Regions from separate parts of the Homo sapiens genome. Here region 1 is linked to region 2. Evidence: chromatin contacts called from ENCODE POLR2A ChIA-PET data. All regions are on one chromosome and are shown on one strand. The core of a region is the stretch at or near the end of the contact, and the rest is flanking DNA. Distances in the headings are between cores, read along the strand shown.

What was found. ChIA-PET counts read pairs that join two places held with the same protein, here RNA polymerase II (POLR2A).
Region 1: POLR2A ChIA-PET joins it to region 2 with 10 read pairs in WTC11. The contact joins the promoter of RPL3L here to the promoter of TPSG1 in region 2. POLR2A ChIA-PET finds 5 or more read pairs at or near these places in 2 of 52 experiments (GM10248 and WTC11).

What each region holds. Positions count from the first base shown.
Region 1 is chr16:1,952,380-1,956,012 of GRCh38, reverse strand. RPL3L (ribosomal protein L3 like) reads left to right here and starts at 1,324. Exons shown (of 10, transcript NM_005061.3): 1 at 1,324-1,384; 2 at 1,865-2,057; 3 at 2,971-3,139. The coding sequence starts at 1,382. RefSeq lists an enhancer at 1,620-2,609.
Region 2 is chr16:1,223,216-1,226,517 of GRCh38, reverse strand. TPSG1 (tryptase gamma 1) reads left to right here and starts at 1,250. Exons shown (of 6, transcript NM_012467.4): 1 at 1,250-1,311; 2 at 1,890-1,916; 3 at 2,924-3,095. The coding sequence starts at 1,266. It overlaps LOC124903621, which reads right to left and starts at 1,267. Exons shown (of 2, transcript XM_047434997.1): 1 at 957-1,267; 2 at 1-64. The coding sequence starts at 1,267. RefSeq lists a silencer at 2,212-2,398.

The DNA of each region.
Region 1 (3,633 bases), core at 75-2,574, 730 kb before region 2:
CAACATGGTGAGACGCCCGCCTCTACAACAAGACACATTTAAAAATTAGGTCCTGCTGAGGCAGAAGGACCACTTAAGCCCAAAAGGTTGAGGCTGCAAGTGAGGTATGATCACACCGCTGCATTCCAGCCTGAGCCATGGAATGAGACATTGTCTCTTTAAATAAGGCCAGGCGCGGTGGCTCATGCCTGTAATCCCAGCACTTTGGGAGGCTGAGGTAGGCAGATCACAAGGTCAGGAGATCGAGAACATCCTGGCTAACACAGTGAAACCTCGTCTCTACCAAAAATACAAAAAGGTAGCCGGGTGTGGTGGCAGGCGCCTGTAGTCCCAGCTACTTGGGAGGCTGAGGCAGGAGAATGGTGTGAACCCGGGAGGGGGAGCTTGCAGTGAGCCGAGATCACGCCTCTGCACTCCAGCCTGGGCAACAGAGCGACTCCATCTCAAAAAAATAAAAAAGATAAATTCATAAAAGTATTTCAATGATTGTGAATGACAGGAGTCAGATCTTGATTTTTTTTTTTTTTTTGAGACGGAGTCTTACCCTATTGCCCAGGCTGGAGTGCAGCGGCGCGATCTCGCCTCACTGCAACCTGCAACCTCTGCCTCCCAGGTTCAAGTGATTCTCCTGCCTCAGCCTCCCAAGTAGCTGGAATTAACAGGCCCACACCACCACGCCCGGCTAATTTTTATATTTTTAGTAGAGATGGGGTTTCACCATGTTGGCCAGGCTGGCTTTTTTTTTGTTTTTAAGACAGTGTCTCGCTCAGTCACGCAGGCTGGAGTGCAGTCAAGGTTCACTGCGGCCTGACATCCTGGGCTCAAGTGATCCTCCTGCCTCAGCCTCCCAAAGTGCTGGGATTACAGGCATGAGCCACTGCACTCAGCCAGGGATCTCAATCTGGAAGCACAGCTCTGGTGATCCTCAAGGTGCAGTCAGCCCTCCCCCTCGTCTGCCCTGTCCCCAGCCCTGCTCCCCGCTGTTTATCCAGCTGTCTCCCAGCCCTCAGGACAGGAACCCCCTCTGCCTCCAAGTCGGCAAACTGCTCCAGACCCCTCCTCTTGGCCGCTGCCTGGGAGAAGGCCCCCACCGGCTACCTTGGCCCCCACCTTGCCTGGCCAGTCCTGTCCTGGGAGGGTCATGACCCAGCCCCAGGGCCATCGAGGAAAGGAGTGCCAGCCCTGGCTCCGGGTGCCCCACTCAGGCTGTCTATCTGATGCCCCCAACACTGCCCCGCCCCTGCCTGCTCCTGGCACCGGAGACCCTGCTGACTGTGCCAGGGGCTAATCTGGGAACTGGCAGCTGTGAGTCCTGGCCCTGCCACTCGACCTCTGGCGGCTAGCGGCGAGGCCCCTTCCTGACCTTCAGGGATCGGCCACCATGGTTGGTGGGACCAGGGTGAGGGTGGGCTGGGGTTGGAGCTGGAACTCTGGGGGGGTGGGACAGCTGGGCTTCTGGATGCTCCCTCAGAGGGACAGTCTCCCAGCCTGTGAGGGGATGGGAGGCTGGAGGGGGAAACAAGGGGACGAGGGCTGGGCTCCTGGGCCTGGGAGGGCCCTGGAGATGAACAGATGGCAGCGGCCACCTGCCCCAGGAGCCCTTGGCTGCAGTATGGGTGCGACCCTCCTGGGCCCCAGGCTGAGCCCACAGAGGCAGGAAGCCTGTGGCTATGGAGACCCCATCCCAAAGACGCTGCCCCTTGGTGAACCTTCCTCTCCCCTCCTGTAGGCAGACAGGGGAGGTGCTGAGCACAGGCCTCAGTCTGAAGCCTGTAGTCCATTTCTCCAGGTATGGGTTCTGGGACCATCCAGCTCTACCACCAGGGACACCCCAGGTCTGACCTCCTTCCTTCCTGCCCCCCAGTCCCACCGGAAGTTTTCCGCCCCTCGGCACGGACACCTGGGCTTCCTGCCCCATAAGAGGAGCCACCGGCACCGGGGCAAGGTGAAGACGTGGCCGCGGGATGACCCCAGCCAGCCCGTGCACCTCACGGCCTTCCTGGGCTACAAGGCGGGCATGACCCACACCCTGCGGGAGGTGCACCGGCCGGGGCTCAGTGAGTCACAGTTGGGACCCTTGGGGGAGGGGGAGGGCTGAACCTTCCAGATGCTCGGAGCCAGAACTCACGCTTTTGGTCCAGACAGGGCCACAGTCCCAGGGAGCACCAGGCCTCGCCCCCGGGAATTGGGGTGGACGCTGAGCACAGGCAGGGCTTCCGGGCGGGTTCTGTCATGGCCCCAGCTCGCAGATGAGGACATTGAGGCACAAAGCAGTGAGGAACCTGGTCCAGTCACCGGGGCGGTAAGCGCAGGAGCTAGGATTCAAAGGCCAGCGCCCCAAGCCCTCGGTTCAAACCACCTGCCAGGACATCTGCACTTTTTGGCCATTTCGGGTCTATTTCATGTACCATTATTTCATATGTACGCCTATGTATATAGTTAGTTTTTGTTGTTTTAATCGTAGATTCACAAGTAGTTGTAAGAAATAATGCAGGCCGGGCATGGTGGCTCACGCCTGTAATCCCAGCACTTTGGGAGGCCGAGGCAGGAGGATCATTTGAGGCCAGGAGTTGCAGACCAACCTGGACGGCATCGTGAAACCCTATCTCTACAAAAAATACAAAAATTAGCTGGGCGTTGTGGCGAGTGCCTGTAGTCGCAGCTACTTGGGAGGCTGAGGTGGGAGGATCACTTGAGCTTGGGAAGTCAAGGCTGCAGTGAGCTATGATTGCACCACTGCATTGCAGCCTGGGTGACAGAGTGAGACCCTGTCTCAAAAACAGAAAAAGAAATCCATTGTAATCATTAGAATAACAAATGCTCATTTGGGCTCAGCCCCACCCTCTGGGGAATGCTGTCCTGGCTGGCCCCACACTCTCCTGTCCTGCCCCTATGTGGGCGGCTCTCCACTCCCTCCCCCACAGGCCTCAGGAGGTCCCCCTTCATGCCCCATCCCTGTGTCTCATCCAGAAATTTCCAAACGGGAGGAGGTGGAGGCGGTGACAATTGTAGAAACGCCGCCCCTAGTGGTGGTGGGCGTGGTGGGCTACGTGGCCACCCCTCGAGGTCTCCGGAGCTTCAAGACCATCTTTGCAGAACACCTCAGTGATGAGTGCCGGCGCCGATTCTACAAGGACTGGTGAGCACCGCCCTTGGCTGGGCCGTCCAAGGGCTGCTGGGACCACAGAAGTTGGGTGCCTGAGGCTCTAGCTCTTGCTGAAATGATAGGTGTGGGTGAGTAGGAAGCGAAGTCTCAACCGTCTGTGGGAGGTAGGAGTGTCTGTGTGTGTGTGTGTGTGTGTTGTGTGGTTGCCTTCATTTCAATAAAAGATGAGTAGGCTGGGCGTGCTGGCTCACGCCTGTAATCCCAGCACTTTGGGAGGCCGAGGCGGGTGGATCACTTGAGGTCAGGAGTTTGAGACCAGCTTGGCCAACATGGTGAAACCCCATCTCTACCAAAAAATACAAAAATTAGCTGGCTGGGGTGGTGCGCACCTGTAGTCCAGCTACTCAGGAGGCTGAGGTGGGAGAATCACTTGAACTGGGAGGTGAAGGTTGCAGTGAGCTGAGATCGTGCCACTGCACTGCAGCCTGGGTGGCAGAGTGAAACCCTGTCTCAATCTCAAGAAAAAC
Region 2 (3,302 bases), core at 1-2,500:
CGTGTGGAGCACTCTGCGGGGAGTGGCGTGCTGGGGCACAGGCAGAAAGACGGGGTCCCCAGTGCTGCAGGTGAATTGAGTTGGGACAGGTGAGGGCCCTGAAGTCCCCACCTGTGGGGACCTGGGGACAGCCCTAGAGGTCAGGACTAGAGGACCTGGTTCCATGAAGACCCTGCCCCTCAGGCTCCCTCCCCACTGGGTGACATCGCCCTGTTAGGGGCACCCTGGGCCGGGGACTCGTGGCTCAGACCCCGCTCCCTTGTGTGGGGTGGGACTGTCCTGCCTCCCCTGAGGCGCCCCCTCCAGGTGTGCGGCTGCCGTGAGGGAGGAGGGTGCCCGGCCGTGGGTGCACTGCTGGCCCCGCATGCTGGTGTTGTCCTTATTGGTCACCAGGAAAAACACTGAACCTCCAGTTCTGAGCCTTGGCTACCCCACGTGCTGGCGTGCAGGCGGCCACGTCTGTGCCTGGGAGGCCACATCCTGGTGGGTGGTCAGGCAACTCCCCCCAACCCGTGGCTGAGTTTCCCCACATCAAAGAGGGGATCCCTGACCTAGAAGGTCTCAGCTGGACCCTCCAGCCTGGCCTGTGATTTGGATCTGGGGAGGGCGGCAGGAAAGTCCCGGGCGCTGCCCAGGGCCCCTAATCAGCTGAGTCATCAGGCTGGGGCAGCCAGGACGGTTAGGAAGGGCCAACCCAGGCTGGGCCGTGAAGTGGTGCCCATCTGATCTGCCGCACGAGCACAGGACCTGCTGCCGGACGTGGGGACAGGGACTTCTCAAAGAGTGGTTGTCACGAGGGCCTGAGCTGTCTCCAAAGGGCTGCTGGGCCTTGAGTTGGGACCCTCCTGAAGAACCCCCAGGACTGGGCTCCCAGAGGATGAAGGAGAGGGGGTGGCGTGCCCCGAGGGAACCAGGGAGTAATTTTTGGAGGGGGCGGCACTCAGAGGAACACTCACCCCTCCCTCAGCCCTGGCCCCGGAGCAGAGACAAGGTGAGAAGTACTTTTGCCTTCTGTCCTTCCCCGCTTTCCCTTGACGGAGCCGGCCACTTGGTGCCAGGGCTGTGGCGTCCACACAGGGATAAATGGAGGTGACGACCCTTCTCTGAGGTGCAGAAGGAACAGGTGGGGCCGTCTGTGGAGCTCCGGCCTCCTCCTCCGTCCTCCCGCCCTGCCTGACAGCAGGTGTGTGGCCACCCCTATCCCCCACGCCCAGCAGGTCCAAGGGTCAGGCTGGCCCTCCTTCTCCCTACAGTGGGCAGACACCATGGCCCTTGGGGCCTGTGGCCTCCTGCTGCTCCTGGCTGTGCCCGGTGGGTGACCTGGCCTGGGTGTGGGGATGGGGGGGCATCTGCTTCCTGCCTGGACCCCTGATGGGGGTGAAACTGGGGGCTGGTCTGAGACGGAGAAACATGCTGAGTCCCCACCCTGTGGGGCCCCGTGTCTCCTCTGAAGAGACTGCACCCCTGGCTGGAGGCCCAGCTGTCCGTGCTGGGGAGAGGCAGGAGGGATGTGCGGGTGGGAGTTGGGGGTGCAGGAGTTGGCAGGGCGGGTGGTAGTTGGGGGTGCGGGTGGGAGTTGGGGGTGCCAGGAGTCCCAGGCCCTAGAACACTGGTGATTTCTTTCCTGAGCAGGACCTGGAGGGCGGGGAGGAGGCCCAGGCCTGAGGCCAAGCTCCCGGCCTCCAGCTGCCGTTTATGGCCTGTGGCTTGTCCCACCCAGCCCTGGGCCAGTGAGACAGCAGTTGACCCAGCCTCACCAGGCCGGGCCCCTCTGCTCAGGACCAGGCCCCACCCCAGTGCCGCCCTGAGGCCTGGCAGGGGCCTCTGGAGCCCGCACACCCCTCTCCTTGGCAGCCCCCTCCATCCTGGGCCCTTCGTCTTTCCCACAGGTGTGTCCCTCAGGACTTTGCAGCCAGGTACGTCTCTGACAGGTGTGGGGTGTGGGGGAGGGTGCAGGCAAGGCCTGGCAGGAGGGCCTCGGTGACCCTCTCCTTCCCTGGGGTCCCAATGGGGGCCCGGGGAGGTCATAGTTTGTCGCCGTGGTTTCTGCTCGCATCTCTCGGTTGAGTGGGGCTGGTCGGGGTGTGCTGCAGGGCTGTCTCCCCCACCACCACTGTAGTCAGTCTGTACCTTGGGAGATGCTCTGAGGCCATGAAACAACCTGGCCCTCCTCGAACTTTCTCCCCACAGCGTCCCCACCGTGGCCCTGGAACCAGCTGGGGGCTTTGCCGTGTGGGAGAGCCGGTGCCCCACCCCACACCCGCTGCCTATCTATAAACATCTCTGTCTGTCTACATCCCAGCTTCCCTTCCATTCAGCCCAGTGGCCACACTCCATCACCAGCACAATTATCCAGCTCAGGCAGACCCAGGTGTGGCCAGTGGGTCTCCAGCTGACTTCCTCTTAATTTCTTCTTAACTTACTGAGGTGAAGTTTACAGAAGATAAAGTTACATTATCAAGCGTCCAATTCAGAGGCCCCGAGCACCTTGGACAGTGCTGTCTGCCCCCCGCCCCCCGAATTTTATCCAGCTTCGAATATCTCCACCACCCCTGAAGGAAAACCGGGGCCCACTAGGCAGCCACCCCCAGCACCCCGGGCCTTCTCGGGGGCTCCACCGTTCTGAGCCCCTTTCTAGCCGCCTAGGGGCCCTCTGCAGCCTTTCCACCGCCTCCGGGAGCCCTGGTTAGTTTGTGGAGCATGGTGCTTAGAAAGGACGACCTGAGCCCCAGGCGCGCTCACTGCTCCTGAGACGTCATTTCTGCTGCACCCACGATGCTTCTGGGGAGAGTCTGGCAGACGAGAGAGCTGAAGAGCAAAGTCCCCAAGAAGGCAGGGAGGTGTGGTCAGGGAAGGCTTCATGGAGGAAGTGCAGTGGGTTTCTTGGGATCCCCACCAGGCACCCCTTCCTCCTTCGACTTAGGGTGTGGCCGGCCGCAGGTTTCGGATGCAGGCGGCCGGATCGTGGGGGGTCACGCTGCCCCGGCCGGCGCATGGCCATGGCAGGCCAGCCTCCGCCTGCGGAGGGTGCACGTGTGCGGCGGGTCACTGCTCAGCCCCCAGTGGGTGCTCACAGCTGCCCACTGCTTCTCCGGGTGAGTGTCCGGGTGGGCAGGGGCAGTCTCAATGTCCAGGCCCCAGTGGGGCATGCGCCAGCGCAGAGGCCTCCACTTGGTCTTGACTCACTCCGAGGCTTGGGAACTCTGAGCCTACTTCCTTCCAATGGAAAGGGAGGAGCTGGTTGCCCACCTTCTGTGAGGTTCTGCAGCTCTTTGCTCACCTCTAGGGATGGACAGCTCCCT